Regions from separate parts of the Homo sapiens genome. Here region 1 is linked to region 2. A link is a loop called in an ENCODE intact Hi-C map of the cell type or tissue named here. Cell type or tissue: endothelial cell of umbilical vein. All regions are shown on one strand.

Region 1 (8,000 bases), 310 kb before region 2:
TTAATCACCTCTGCTATTGCTGCTGCTTAGCAAAACTGGTAAAAACAAAATTGTAATCACTGATGCATCACCCAGATAATCCTCAAATTCCTGCCAGGGAATCCTCTCAGATTCTCTCCAGCGTGCTGTAAAAACCACCGAAGTCATTTGGGCCAGTGCTGGCAGCAGCCCTCCTGAGTCTGAGTTCCCACTCAAAGGTCATGAGATCACAGAACAGCCAGGTGGGGCAGAATAATGTTTTCAAGTACATAAGAACAAGCCACATAGGATTACAAAGGAAACCAATTATATCAAAGTAGTTATCAAAATATTTGTGAAACAGTAGTATATGTGCTTTATTAATGCAGCATGTCTAATATCTTCTGTTATTTTATTTTTGAGACAGGGTCTCGCTCTGTCACCCAGGCTGGAGTGCAGTGGCGCAATCACTGCTCACTGCAGCCTCAATCTTCCAGGCTTAAGCGATCCTCCCGCTTCAGCCTCCCAAGTAGCTGGGACTACAGGCATGTGCCACCATGCCCGGCTAATTTTTGTAATTTTTTTTTTTTTGGTAGAGAAGAGGTTTTGCCATGTTGCCCAGGCTAGTCTCAAACTCCTGGGCTCAGGTGATCTGCCCACTTCAGCCTCCCAAAGTACTGGGATTACAGGCATGAGCCATGGCTCCCAGCCTGTTCTGTAATTTTAAAGTAGCAGTGAGCATAAACAATATTTAGAATTACTTGCAACAGCTGCAATGTGATACGAAAATATTTGTGATTTGTATTGGTGACAAAGTCACAGGTACTACTAATACTCCTAGATTTATTGCATACATTTATAATTAAAGAAGATATTAAATTCCAGTTACAGTTTAAGGGAAATAAAGATATAATTATTTTCCTATCAAAGTTCACAGATCCACGGAATGCCCATTGTAAAGCAAATCTGGAGAGACTTGCCATTGTATGTGACATTTAAACATCTGTAATTAGAGTTCTGGTCTTCCAGGTCAGGAGGAAATGAAAAGATTTTAGAATAAGATAGGTAAACATCCAGGCTAATGATGAAGTAGCTCCAAGATGTAAGGGCTGCCCTGAAAAGCTCTACAATTCATAAAGAGGCCAAGGTTGGGAGGCCCCCTCTAAGGCTGCAGCCCCACAGGGACATAATTGTTCCCTGAGTCATTCACTGCCTTTCCAACTAGCCCTGCATAGAGCAGACCCACAGAGAGGCTCAAGCAGGAAGAATGATACTAGGCCACAGTGTCCCAGGACTTACCCCTATACTTCTCCTCTCCACTCAGTCACAGGTCCAAGCATTTCTGAATGAAGAAGAACCTCACAGATCTATCTCATACCTCTCTCCCTCTATACAACCCCACCATGGGATCATCCAGCCTCTGTTTGAATACCTCCAAGGACAGGGAGCTCACTACCTCCTTGGGAGGAAGAGCTGCCTCCGCCCCAGTTCCGGGAAGGCTTACTTGACTTCCCGGGAAAGACATGAATCAGCAGGTCTGGAGAGGGGTGCAGGCAAAAGTCCTGCTCTCTGCTCAGCACAGGGAGAAGGAGAGGGAGGTCCATGGGCCACATCTGCCCTGTGTAGAGCTCTCAAGGCTCTCCTCAGAACCCCAGCTGGCAGAGTCTGATGTCAGGGACCCCACCTGCCCTTTCTGATGTTTATCCCAGGTTTCCTCTCTGGACCCCACAGCTGACACCCGACTCTCCTTCTTCCTAGTCCCCCTCTTCCCTCCCCTCCTGCGGGCCACAGTGTCTCATGTGGTGCCCCTCTCCTTCTACAGATGCCACCCTCACTCTGCCCCACAAGCTTCCCCGCTTTCATCAAGCAGCACCTCCTTCTCTCCTCCATGCCCCACCAGATAGGCCCCAGGCGCTTTTTGTTTCCAGTTTTGGCACAAAGGGGTTAAACAACTTGGCCTCTAGAGCACAATGCCTGGGCTCAATCTTGGCTGCTCCACCCAAGGCTCTGGTAAATTATGTAACCCCACTGGGATATCACTAAAATGGGGATAATACTAGAACTTTCCTTTTAGGGCTGATATGAGGATTAATAGAGTTAAAATATGTAAAATGCTTAGAACAGTGCCTGGCACAAGGAAAACACTCAATAAATGCCAGCTAGGATTACTCTTACAATTGCCATTCTGGGACGTCTCAAACATACAGCCCACTGTTAGGGAAGGCCCTGAAAGCCCCCAGGTCTCTTTTCCTCACTAGCTTGCCAGATGGCTAAGGGTATTTACATCTCTGAAGTTTATAGCCAGGGCAACTTCCAGACTTCACCCAGCAATCAGCCACTCTGAGCATTTCCTCACAAGGAAACTTCTAGAAAGTTATGCCTCCTCTTTTCTAAAGCAGTGACCACATGTACCTATTATTAAAAATTTATTACTGGCTGGGCACGGTGGCTCATGCCTGTAATGCCAGCACTTTGGGAGGCCGAAGCAGGTGGATCACTTGAGCTCATAAGTCTGAGACTAGCCTGGGCAACATGATGAAACCCCTCCCTGCAAAAATGTAAAAAAGGTTAGCTAGGTGTGGTGGCACATGCCTGTGGTCCCAGCCACTCAGCAGGCTAAGGTAGGAGGATCTATTAAGCCCGGAGGCAGAGGCTGCAGTGAGCTGAGATGGTGCCACTGCACTCCAGCCTGGGTGACAGAGCAAGACCCTCTCTCACGAAAAAAATAAATTAATTAATTAAAAACAAAAAATTATCACCATGCATTCTCCTGTGTGTACATTATTTATAAATATATATGTATTTATACTACTATAATATTTATGTACATTATAAAACAAATATAAAAATAGAAGAGGGACAAGATAAAAATAAATATCAGAAGATCTAATATTTTCTTCCTATACTCCAGACGGTCTTGCTCACTGTCTGGGGTATACACATTCCACTTTGGAGACACTAATGTCTTCAAATTTTAATTTTGGTTTCAAACACTGGGAGAGCTGTGATGGTGGATGTATGGACTGGGCCACGCCCTGAGAAATAACTCTCGCTAGTGCTACGGAGGAGGGAGTCACCCTGTTTCACACAGAGAAGGAAACTGACCCTGAGAAAGGCGAAGTGGCTTCTGCAGGGTCATTCAGCCAGCAAGGCAGAGTAAGGATGGAAACCCATGCTGAATTGGGTGTAGCTGATTTTTTTGTTCATAATTCCACAGTATTAGGGAGGGAAAGCGGGGAAACAGGAGCTCACAGGAAAGAAAGGGGTATGGAGAGGGTGAGGGCAGGACAATTATGGGGCCAGAGGCGGGAGTCTGGATTCAAATCCAAACCCACAAGGACACATCACTCCTTTCTTCAGCTGGTCCATGGATACTGAATCAGGGAACCTCTTGGAACTGGCTTCCTACCCTGCAATCAGGGTCCTTGACAGTCCCCAGTCGGGAACACAGACCACCACAGTGGAGCCACTAGCCAGGGGCTTTACCACGGCTGGCCAGAGGATGGCAGTCACTGCCTACGCATGCCCACTTGGCTGGCGCCGCTGATGGAGTAGCAAGTACCTGCCCTCCTGGGCTCCTCCAGACTCCGGAGGCAGTGAATTCCTGCTCTTGAATCATTATGGGACCCCTCGTAAAGGCATCTTAGACCTCAACTTCCTCATCTTGAAAACAAAATTGTTAACACCATGGTCTCAATCCCTAGTGGTTTTCAAAAGTGTGGTTCCCAGACCACAGTTGTAGATTCTGGAAGTGAGATCCCCAAGGGAGTTACAGCAGAAGGAAGAAGCCAGGGAGAGAGCATCCTGCCCAGAAGCAGCTGAGGCCTCCCATCCTCTGCACATACCTGACTGAGGGGCTGCATCCTGCGAGCATGGCCTGGGGGACTAAGTTCTTTGCACCCAGCAACTGTTCAGGGTGGGGTTTCAATTCGCTTCACCAGCTGCTGACCAGCGGTTGGTGGTCACCTTCAGTACTTGGCTATTCTGCCAGGATCCACCAACTGGACCTTTTTGGGGCCAGGCTGGGGATACTCAAAGGAGTTAGATGAAATCCCTGCCCTCAAGGAGCTCACAATGACTCTTTCTCACCAGGACTCTAAGCCATCTTCAACCAAGATCGACTTTCCAGCGGAAAAGCCCTAGCTCCTCTGATTCTCCCTACATAAGAGGTGTAGGAATTATGTATCCCCATTTTATAGAAAAGTTGGCACAGGGAGAGCACGTGGTTAATCCAGAGCACCTGGTAAAGCTGTGGTGGAGTAGGGAGCAGAACTCAGACCCCTTGAGTCCTCATGCAGCCTGACTCTCTGCTCTGAGCAGGCTGTGGGCATGGCCCAGAGACCGGATGGGCCAATCCAGGGCCTGAGTCCCTCCGCTGTGCCCACATCCTTCAAAACTGGGCAGGAACCAGGAGTAGACTCACCCCACACTGGGGGACTGAGTCATACCTCTCGGGGACCCAAAGTGCAACCGAAGGGAATCAGGTCCTATGTGTGGAGAGGGGACAGGGACCGTGAAGCCCAGCTGTGTATGAAATTCTGCTGTAGTTGGGGATCATGCCATCACTTTCTGGACATCGTTGGCATTTACCTATTCACATAGGAGGCAGCAAAGTCAGGCCAAAAAAGATGGCTGCCAAGGCACTTGAGAGTGTAGGAGGGTGAGCCAAGGAGGCCAGGGTGGTGGGCCTGCCAGGAGGAGGCTGTAAGCCTCTGAAGGGTGGCAGGAATTGGGTATGGAAGCTGTGAGCTAGTGCCACTGTCTGCAATGAATGAGATAGAAGAGATTGGTAGGTGAGCATGATGACGAAGGAAAAGGAGGTGGGGTCTTAGTCTGTTTTGTGCTGCTATAACAGAATACCTGAGACTGGGTAATTTATTATTATCATTATTTATTATTATTCTCTCTCCTAGGCTGGAGTGCAGTGGTATGATCTCAGCTCACCGCAACCTCCGCCTCCCGGGTTCAAGCGATTCTCCTGCCTCAGCTTCCCCAGTAGCTGGAATTACAGGTGTGGGCCATCATACCCAGCTAATTTTTGTATTTTTAGTAGAGATGGGGTTTCACCATGTTGGCCAGGCTGGTCTTGAACTCCTGACCTCAGATGATCCGCCCACCTTGGCTTCCCAAAGTGCTGGGATTACAGGCCTGAGCCACCGTGCCTGGCCAAGACTGGGTAATTTAGAAAGAAAAGAAATTTCTTTTCTCACAGTTCTGAAGGCTGGGAAGTCCAAGATCAAGTTACTGGTGTCTTATAAGGCCCTTCTTACTGTGTCATTCCATGGCAGAAGGCAGAAGGGCAAGGAAGGGAGAGGGAGAGACAGGGTGATGGGGGAAGGCGAGGAGAGACAGAGACAGAGAGAGAGAGAGAGAGTGCAAGAGGGGCTGAACTTGTCCTTTTATAAGGAACCCACTCCCACTATAACAGCATGAATCCATTCATGAGGGTGGCATCCTCACGGCCTAATCAGCTCTTAAAAGTTCCACCTCTAACACTGTCACTTTGGGGATTAAGTTTCCAACACACGAACTTTGGGGGACACATTCAAACATAGCCAGGGGTCTGCCTGGATGGTGAGAGTCTCAAAGGGGCAGAAGGAGGAGAATCAGGGGTTCATGGTGTGCTGGTAGGTGTTTAACAACAGGCTCTTCAGAGAAAAACCCTAAACCTGGCTTATAGCATTTGCTGATTTCCATAGTGTAAATACAGCTCCCATGGGCTATTTCTTTTATTTTTGAAATGGAGTCTCACTCTGTTGCCCAGGCCCAGGCTGGAGTGCAGTGGAGCTATCTTGACTCACTGCAACCTCTGCCTCCTGGGTTCAAGTGATTCTCCTGCCTCCCGAGTAGCTGGGATTACAGGCACCTGCCACCATGCCCCATGGGCTATTTCACGCCACGGACAGGAAGTTGCTGACCAATATGTACAATCTGCTCTGGTAAGCTGGTATGTACCAGCTCCAGCATCCCCTTGAGTGGTTCTGTTATGTTGCTGGGGGTGTCAGTCTCAATCCAGGTGTGCACACCTGCAGTGTCCCCTCCAGAGGCTGCCAGGAACCGCTGTCCTCTACAGAGAGCCAGCTGTGGTGACAGCAAGGTTGGAATAAGGGACCGTGAAAGAGCTGAAAATATAGGGATTTTTATTTACAAAGTTGGTGGTGGGGTTGGGGGGAGGTCAAAGGATTGAGAGCCAGGTGGGAAAGGCAGGACTGCAGGGAAGTGCTGACCCAGAGGGGCCTGCACTTGGGAGGCAAGGGGGCAAAAGGAGCTCTAGGAAGAGAACTCACCGCCGTGAGGTTTCCAAAAGAACCTGGAAATCCCTTCCTGCCACAGGTTAAGCCCAGGATCTCTTGCCAGGGTGAACAGGTGCTGGCCCCAAGCTGGTAAGCTTGGGAAAGTCCCAGGACTCCTGTATCGAATGCACTTCTGAAGGACAAAGGGAATTCAAGAAGCCAAAGGTAGCTTTAGAACAGCCTCACCACAAAGCTCCTTCCACACACTGCCCTTAACTCAGAGAGAGAGCTGAGGTCCAGGCCCCCCATTAGATGTGAGTCTCCAGTGCATCCTGGTGCCAGAGCTGGCATATCCAGGTGAAAGCACTGCTTTTACTCCTTGACTGCCATTGCACTAAAATTAATAGCAGAAGAATGAAAGCATGTGGAGACCTTGCTGTGCAGTTACGCCCAAAGTGCCCCTGGAGGCCGAGGGGCTTAGCAGCCAGAACACGGAACCTCACATCAGGAGCCATTACTGTTATTGTCACTGTTGATATCATTCCTAGTTTTGATCATTAAGTGTGTGCCAGGCATGAAGCTGGCAAGTCACCCAGATGGCCTCAGGAACCATCTCTGGCTCTGAAAGGGAGACTCTCTAGCCTGCCTCTGCCTGAACCCTCTCTGGACCTCAGTTTCCCTAGCTGTCTGTCCCGTGAGTCCATTGGCTCTGGGACTCCTTCAGTTTTTGTTTTGAGACAGAGTCTTGCTCTGTCACCCAGGCTGGAGTGCAGTGGCGTGATCACTGTCACTGCAGCTCAAACTCCAGGGCTCAAGCGACCCTCCCACCTCAGCCTCCTGAGTAGCTGAGACTACAGGTGTGCACCACCATGCCTGGCTAATTTATTTTATTTTTATTTTTGTAGAGATAGGGTCTCCCTGTGTTGCCCGGGCTTGTCTCAAACACCTGACCTCAAGTGAGCCTCCCGCCTCGGCCTCCCAAAGTGCTGGGATTACAGGCGTGAGACACCACGCCCAGCCTCCTTCCAGTTTTGACCTTCTGATCCACTTCAGCTGTTCTTGACCATGGTGTCCTTCCCACTGACTTGTCACATTAGCTGTGAGCTGCCTGTGTCACACGCGATGAAGCTGACTACTGCATAGGACAGCTTATGTGCATCACGTCACATCTTCTCAGCCTCTTCTCTCTTAGTACAGCCACTACCCTGGGGTCCGTTCTGCACAAGTTTCAACCAGCTCTGCCCAAGCGTGAGCTGACAGCACCTCCCCTCCCCCAGTCTCCACCTCTATCTTCCTGCCCTGGGAATCACTCCACATTCACCCAGAAGAATTGTTGCCTGTGGGACAGCCTTGACCAATGGGAGATTGAAGCTGATGAGTAAATATTTCCCCCTTTGGCCCCTGAGGGACAGTTCTGAGATGCTTGACACAGGCCCTTCAGCGCTGGTGGCCAACTCAGCAGTGCATCCTTGATCTGGCTTTTGCTTCTTCCTTTGTTCCGCCCCTGCCCCTCACTCCTGCTCTCTGGGATTGAATTCCTAAGACAGCTCCCTGCTTGGGGTCTTTGTCTCAGGCTCTGCTTTAGGGGGAATCCAGGCTAAGACAGTTTCCAAGCACCCATGATTGCAAATAATCCACTGTTTTGATAAATTCGGCCAATTTTTTTTTTTTGGTGTGCAAATAAAGTTCTCATTCCCTTGCCTTCAGAGATGATTTCTTGAGGGGTGAGAAGGGGTGTGGAATAGGGACACTCCAAAGAGCCTTTTGCAGCCGTCGGGAGAAGGCCAGGAACCAGGGGACCTGTTGGAG
Region 2 (8,000 bases):
TATACCTAATGCTAAATGACGAGTTAATGGGTGCAGCACACCAACATGGCACATGTATACATATGTAACAAACCTGCACATTGTGCACATGTACCCTAAAACTTAAAGTATAATAATAATAAAATTTAAAAAAAAACTGTAAAGCAGTGGCAAACAAACAAAAAAAAAACCAAAAAAAACCACAAAAAAATTAGCCAGGCGTGGTGGCGGGCGCCTGTAGTCCCAGCTACTTGGGAGGCTGAGGTAGGAGAATGGCGTGAACCAGGGAGGCGGAGCTTGCAGTGAGCCCAGATCATGCCACTGCACTCCAGCCTGGGCGACAGAGTGAGACTCCATCTCGGGGTGGGGGGAAAAAAAAGAAGAGAAATCCTTAACAGAGGGTGAATCCTGAGCAATTGAAGTTCTAACTAGGAGAAGAGAGAGAACATGAGTTGGATGATTTTCTCTAAATGTTATTTTCAGCTTCAGATTTCAAAGAAATTCCTTATGATATTTGCTCCTCTCCACAGCCAATTTGCAACATTTTGCTACGCCTCTCATTATTGCTAAAATCATAAATCCTACAGTACTCCAGCTGTTCACTCAAGATTGCCAGCAAGGAAATGGCTATAAAACGCAAAACATGAAGATTAAACTTTTTGCTCATTTTCTTAATTGTAGCTTAGCAAAAATTCTCTACACCCTGCCCAGTTCCCTTAAGAGCATTTGAACCATGTGATTCCTACGACAATTCAGTGCAAGAAGAAAAAAATCTGCAAGCCTGTTGAGTTTATATTGTGTCCCAGTTCTTTGATGACCAGTTTACAAATACAAATTACATACAAGAAACATTTATAAGTGCTGTGTTTCCTTGGGAAAACAGTAAATAAAACATGGACTGTCTTTAGAGTGAGTAAAGACCCACTTTTGTTTTTGCCAGAGACCAGAAAGTGGGATTCAGTATAAAACATAGCTTCTCTAGTCCTGACACTAACTGTAAAATCAATACTACTAATAAGAAAACATTATTTTGTACTAATATGGCATAAAAACCTAGAAGTATTCTTAGCATTAAAATCAGAATAGACTAATTCTACATCAACTGTTTTGCTGAAAATGTTTAAATGTAAATGTAAAAGGTTTAAATATTCAAACATTTTAACTCTAAAATGCAGGTACAAAAATGATATTCTTCAATACCCAGAGAACTAACTAGCATATTGCAAAATATCAACTAAAATTTATGTCAGTCCAATGAAAGAGCTTAAATGTGGGAAGTATCAGTTTTGTGTGGACTTAGAGAAAAGGGAGGGGTTTTGGAGGTGCTATGATGAGCAGGACCTGTCTGGCAGAGGAAGAACCTTTGCAAGAGAGAAAGAGGAGAGGCCTCCCAAAACTGGCGGGAAGATGCACATTCCGGATCCATAGGAGACTGGAAGTGGCCCACTGTGAAGGACTGGCTCGAGAGCAGCTTCTCTCGATGGCAGGAGCCAGGGAAGTCTTTTTAGTCCTGGACTCACCCTTCTCAACTACGACCTGGATGCAGCCACCCAGACGGGCTGGGAGCACGGGGCCCAGAATGCTCATCCTACTCTGTACATGGGAACCTTGCTTCACATACTTGGGGGGCTATCAATCCTTTCTCCAAGGCCCAGACCTTTTCCCAGTGGGAGGAGGCCTGCAGGGTACACCGTGTAGCAGGGTAACTGTCTGATGGCAGGTTTGCTGTTGGGAGAGTAGAGAAGAGGTTTGGGGACACAGGCAGAGACAGGCTGGGGTGCCCAGCTCAGCCCCCTGATCACAGCATCGGCCTCCTGCATCCACTGCCCACAGTGGCCCCAAAGCCACAGTGGATGGCTGAGACCACCCCAGACCTGGCTGTGCCACACATCCACTCTGGGCCTCAGTCCTCATCTGTGAAATGTCAGGGAAGGGCCAGATCAGGGATCCCCAAAGCAAGCTGGTCACACAGCCCCCAGGACAGCTTTGTGAAAACACCCATTCCTAGGCCTACCCAGACCCACTGACTCAGTGTTTCTGTGGGGCAGGACCTGGGGACAGGTATAGAGATTTTTTGGATAACGTAATACATATTAACTTTAGAAAAGACAGTGAGGAACAAAGAATAAAATATTTTGAATTCAGGCACCTGTATTTTTTTTTTTTTTTTTTTTTTGAGACGGAGTCTCACTGTCACCCAGGCTGGAGTACAGTGGTGTGATCTAGGTCACTGCAGCCTCTACCTACCAGGTTCAAGCGATTCTCCTGCCTCAGCCTCTGGAGTAGCTGGGATTACAGGCACACGCCACCATGCCTGGCTAATTTTTTGTATTTTTAGTAGAGATGGGGTTTTGGTATATTGGCCAGGCTGGTCTCGAACTCCTGGCCTCCAGTGATCCTCCTGCCTCGGCCTCCCAAAGTGCTGGGATTACAGGCATCAGCCACCATGCCTGGCCAAACACCTGTATTTTTAAAAAGCTCATTGGGGCTGGGCATGGTGGCTCATGCTGTAATCCCAGCACTTTGGGAGGCCAAGGCAGACAGATTGCTTGAGGTCAGGAGTTCAAAACCAGCCTGGCCAACATGGCAAAACCCCATCTCTACTGAAAAATACAAAATTAGCCAGGTGTGGCAGCACGTGCCTGTAATCCCAGCTACTTGGGAGGCTGAGGCAGGAGGATTTCTTGAACCCAGGAGGTGGAGGTTGCTGTGAGCCGAGATCCCACCACTGCACTCCAGCCTGGGTGACAGTAAGACTCAGTCTTCCCCCCCCCACCCCCCCAAAAAAAAAGCTCCTTGGTAACCATGCCAGTCAGCAGGCTGGGAACCCTGGGACTACACAGCTTAGGCCCACCCAGCTATGATCTTCTCCAACACCCTCATTCTCTTTCAAAGACAAGGTGAGGAGGGACCGTTTACTCCATTCCTGTCTGTTTGCACAGAGCTGCTAACAGATGCTACATTCCAGGTGCCCCGGGCATCTGAGCCTTCCCCCTCCACACACTGGGGTTGGTCCTTGGCCCATGGATCTTTCCAGCCTTATGTCCCACAGTCCAGCCAATGAGGTCACCTTGGCTGCCCATGACATACTCTCCTGCCTCCCCGGGCCCTCCTCTGCTCCATCTCCCTGTCCTGAGATCCTACACAATCTTCAGGATTCACTTCAAATGCCAATTCTTCCTTGAAACTTTCCCAATGCCATCTTCCACCCACCCATGCCTGCTTTGAAGCCACTCAGCACACTGCTGCTCTCTGTGGCTCTCCAACATCTCTGGTACCTGGTATGTAGTAGTTGCTGATTACATACCTATGGACTGAACAAATGAATGCAGCCTTCTTGGAAAAGGCCAAGGAAGGCCAGGTTTTAAGCACAGTGGGCCAAAAACCCAGAGCCCAGGCTGACAGCCCTGAGAGGGCGTGGGCCCCCCAGCACCTTACTTGTTATACAGCACAATGTCTGGCTTCCAGATCTTCTGTGCAGGGACACGCATGAACTCTGCCCCACCATAGTCAGAGGGGTTCCATTTCAGCTTGTAGTCATTCCAGATCTCGGGGAAGGAAGCAGGGAGGGAGAAGGAGACGGTAAAAGAATCAGCCTGGTTTTACTTCCCGTGGCACCACCCATCTTGGTGACTCCCCACCCCTGCTGCATGTGACCGAACCACATCCATGCCATGATCACATAGTCCAACTTCTCCTGTGGGTGTAGTGCAGGAGAGAGCACACGGCTGGCTCTGCGGGCCACCTCCTGGCACTAGGGAAGCCACTGCCCCCATAACCATGAGCAAGCCCAGCCCCTCATCAACCAAACAGGGCCTACTCGTGCTTTCTCTGGTCACTTCTAGTGCCAGGTGGAGACTCCTGGACTTCATGCATCATGTCCAGGTCCATGTGCCTGTTTACAGCCCCTGAATGGCTCTCCAGGGGTGTTTTCCAACATAGACACTCTTTCACCCCAAGGTTAAGCAAGACTGGACTCTGAAAGATTCCGGGGGAAGAATCCATGACCCCTGCAGGGCCCAGGAAGTGTCTGGGTCCAGAGGCTGGGAGGTCTGAGTCCTGAGCACCAGAGGAGAGAGGGGTGAGGCTGCGGCCACAGAGGGAACGTGTGCATCAAGTACTGGGTGGGGCACTGTGCCCATCTGGCTTTCCAACCTCCTGGGGATGAAGGCTGTGTGTGCTGAGTGCTCAGCTGGCCAGGCTGGCAGAAGGGTCACCCGCAGGCCAATGGGCCATTATGTCTCCTGGCAAGTCTGGACAAAGCCTCCCTGGGGAGGACATGTGGAAGGCAATTTCTTGGCCTCGATCTGAACAGGAAAATCTACTCCCACGCTACCAACAACAGCAGCATCTTATTCTGACTTAAGAATGAGTATAGGGGCTGTGCACAGTGGCTTCTGCCTGTAACCCCAGCACTTTGGGAGGCTGAGGTGTGTGGTTTGCTTGAGATCAGGCGTTCGAGACCAGCCTGGGCAACATGGCGAAACCCTGTCTCTATAACAAATCCAAAAATTAGCCAGACGTGGTGGTGCACAGCTGTGGTCCCAGCTACTTGGGAGGCTGAGGCAGGAGAACTGCTTGAACCCTGCTGGTGGAGATTGCAGTGAGCCGAGATCACGCCACAGCACTCCGGCCTGGGTGACAGAGCGAGATCCCGTCTGGAAAAAAAACTGAGTTTTTAGCAAGAGGGAGAGAAGGAGGTGTCTCAGGCACCACCCCAGGGTTTGGGGGCAGGGCTTCAATCTCAGGTTCGTACTCTTCTGTTGTGTGAACATGGAGAATGTCTTTCTCCAGGCTGCAACCTGTCCATCTGGGACTTGAGGGGTTGGGCCCTACAGTCCTTCCAGGGGGACTGTAGGGCAGTGCATGTGACCTCAAGCCTTAGAAGAGATATATCTGCCAGTCAGTGGACCCCAATCTGGGTTCCACAGAAGTAAATGAAGCCTGGTCTTTAGGCCTTTCTTGGTTCACCTAAAGCAAATAAAACAGTCACCACCAGGGGGCAGCAGTGCCTAGGGTCTGGTCACTTACTTGCTTGAGCCACAGGTTGGTCTCCATGATCTGGTTTACTTCATCCTAGAAAGAGGAATTAAAGTTGACAGGAGAATTACAAAACAAGACTAATTCTGGGAAAGGCTCCTCCAGAAGCCCCGGTCCCCATGGCCACGGCTCGTGGCTTCCAGCACTCACCACCTTCACCAGCTGAGACATGGACACCTCGAAATGGATGATGACTGGGTCAGACACGTTGGCTACAGGCCGGATGATCTCATTGTAATCTTCAAACAGCCGCTCAAATAGACGGTGCTCAGCCTCTGAGGCCCTGGCCACTGTGGGAAGCAGCCCTGTCAGTCCCTGGGGAAATCGTTACTTAACCTCCCCCACCCAGCCCAGCAGAAACATCACCCATCTACAGCATCCCCTCCACCTGTGGGGGGATTCTGTGGAACCCTAGACTTTCAGGCCAGTCTAACCCAGTGGGTTACAAAATGGGAAACTGAGGCCCAAGAGGGGCAGGATTCTACCTGGCCACACGCATTCAGTGAGAAGCACAGTGGTTGCAAGCCTGGGCTCTGGAGTTGGACAGATCTGGTGCAAATCCTGACAAATCACTTGTAAGCTGTGTGAGCTTAGGCAAGTGGCTTAACCTCTCTGAACCTGTGTCTTTACCAGTCAAAATAAGGATTATAAACGTATCCACCTCAAAGGGTTGTTGTGAAGGAAGTGCACAGCTTGGTGCTGCGGTAAGAGGTCAAGAACTATTCGCAATCTTTTCCTGGGTTGTTTCTGCCGGGTGGGGGTGTGGGGCAAATGCTGTCTGCCTGGGTACAGCCACTCACTGCTTCCACGATGGAAAGATGGCCAGTCCGCTCCCAGGGGCAGGGCCAACCACGGTCGCCCAGGCCCAGGTCTTCTACCTCCCAGCCTCCGGGAGAACACAGCCCAGGTCTGGGCCTCTCCTGCATTCCACCCTGTAGGGGTGGCCACCAGCCCTCTTAGAAGCCAAGGCACTGTGTGACTCCCGTGATCTCGTGTGACCCCCAGCTCTTGCTGATGCTGTCTTCATATCCTGATGAAAGACTCTGACCTCTGCAACCCTTGGGCACCCCTCTTTGTTCCTAAGCCACACCCCAGCACAAGTGAGGCATACCGGGTCAGCTGTCTTCTGATTCCCACGTACAGATCTGGGGGCAGCTTGGGGAAGCGGGAGGAGAATCCTCTAGGAAGTTGAATCCAACTTCCTCAGGTCTTGAAATAGGATTTTTCCTGCTCCCCACTCTCCTTCCCCAGGATGAAAGAAGGGTCCCAGGCAGGAGGTCGGTTGAGAGCGTATGGCGTTCTGAGTAGTGCAGGCCTCGGCACCGAGGGCGGAAAGCGCTCTGAGCTCACAGCCGCACGACAGACCGCCGGCCTGGGCCCTCCAGGAATTCCCTGCAGCCTTGCCCGGTCCCCGACTCTCGCTACCCACCAGCCCTCCCAGGCACCCAAGAGCCTCCCAGCGGCGGGCCAGGGCCGGCTTCCCCCAGCAGGCTCCTCTGGAGAGCGGGAGGAAGACAGGAGGCGCTCTCCCGGTGGAGGGTCCCTCAGCGACGCAGCCAGGAGCGCTAGGAGGCTACAACCGGAGGAGAGGCTGGCGCTCCAGCTCCAGCCCCAGTCCCGAAGCGACTCCCCTCTTCCCGAGGTGGCCTTGGCCAAGTCTTCAGCCATCTCCGTCAAATGAGGAGGTGGGCGGGATGCAGACGGTGGAGCGGGAGGCTTGGGCGCGCCAGTTTGGGAGCCAGTGCGCGGGGCAGGGCGACGGGCAGCGCGGGGACGCGAATCCCCAACTCCTGCGCCCAAGACGAAGGACCCGGTCTCGACCTCCCCATCACCCGGCGCGTACCAGCGCCCGCTCAGTGACTCCCAGGTTTGGTGGTGGCTAGGGGTGGGAGGTGAGCCGAAAGGGAAAAAGCCACCCCACCCAAGTCGCCGCCGGGCTGGAGCCAGTCTGCGCGGGTTCCGAGTCCCCGGCGACGGCGCCAGCCCTCTCCGCTCGCCCGCGCGGTGTTCTCGCCGGCAGCCCCTCCGGACCCCGCGCCCCTTCTCGGGCGCCCGTCCCTCCGGAGCCCTAACGCCTGTGCGCGTACCTGGCAGCAGAGACAGCAGCAGCAGCAGCAGCAGCCGCGGCGGCGACAGCGCCAGGGGCAGCGAGAGCGGGCCAGAGCCCATGGCTGGTGGCCGGGCTGGCCGCGGACCCGGACGGTCGGGAGCGGGCGCGGCGGTCGCAGAGACGGCCTCTCCCCGCGCGGCTCCAGCGCAGACCCCAGACCTGGAGCCGTGCGGGCGGAGACGCGCGGGGCTCCTCTCCGCTTCGCCGCCGCTGGGTTTCCAGCGCCCTCGGACCCGCGGGAGGACAGGAACCATCCGGAGTGAAGCTGCGCCAGGCGCGGGCGGGCGGGCGGGCGTGCGCGGGGCGGGGCGTACGTGCGGTAGGGGAAGGGGCTCCAGGTCCCAGTCCCCAGCGCCGGGCGAGCTCCTTCTCCGCCGGGCTGGGTGCTCCGGCCGGCGGCGTCCGACCAGATCTGAGCAGGTGCTGTCACCACCACCAGGAAGGAGAGGGACTCAGTTTCTGTCCCAGGTTTCCGGGGCGTGTGCAGCTCCCGCAGGGGGTTGGGACCACCGGGCTAGGCGGGCGCCGTAGGAGAGACGCTAACACACCCTGGGAAGGACGCCTTGTGTATCTCATGCTATTAAATAATTGTTAAATATTTTAGCCGGGAGCAGTGGCTCACGCCTGTAATCCCAGCCAGCACTTTGGGAGGCCAAGGCGGGCGGATCACGAGGTCAGAGACCATCCTGGCTAACATGGTGAAACCTCGTCTCTACTAAAAATACTCTACAAATTAGCCCGGCGTGGTGGCAGGCACCTGTAGTCCCAGCTACTCGGGAGGCTGAGGCAGGAGAATGGCGTGAACCCGGGAGGCAGAGCCTGCAGTGAGCCGAGATTGCGCCACTGCACTCCAGCCTGGGTGACAGAGTGA

The links. A loop is a pair of places that touch in the nucleus more often than their neighbours do. Peaks named below come from ENCODE experiments on the same cell type or tissue, not always from the same donor. Only the 100,000 strongest peaks of a DNase experiment are listed, where the experiment ranks them.
Region 1: it touches region 2 in a loop (4-fold over the local background); 4 of 110 quality-filtered maps call a loop at or near these places.

The regions. Positions count from the first base shown.
Region 1 is chr15:78,305,135-78,313,134 of GRCh38, forward strand. No RefSeq gene overlaps it. Among named protein-coding and RNA genes, the nearest start is that of SKIC8, 9.5 kb to the left of the region's middle. In endothelial cell of umbilical vein, a CTCF peak has its summit at 3,441 (motif pointing right); a DNase peak (open chromatin) is centred at 3,497.
Region 2 is chr15:78,613,607-78,621,606 of GRCh38, forward strand. It overlaps CHRNA3 (cholinergic receptor nicotinic alpha 3 subunit), which reads right to left and starts at 7,390. Exons shown (of 6, transcript NM_000743.5): 1 at 7,107-7,390; 2 at 5,170-5,309; 3 at 5,011-5,055; 4 at 3,418-3,527. The coding sequence starts at 7,188. In endothelial cell of umbilical vein, CTCF peaks have their summits at 4,967 (motif pointing right) and 6,540; a DNase peak (open chromatin) is centred at 4,975; H3K4me3 peaks cover 188 bases; H3K27me3 peaks cover 1,961 bases.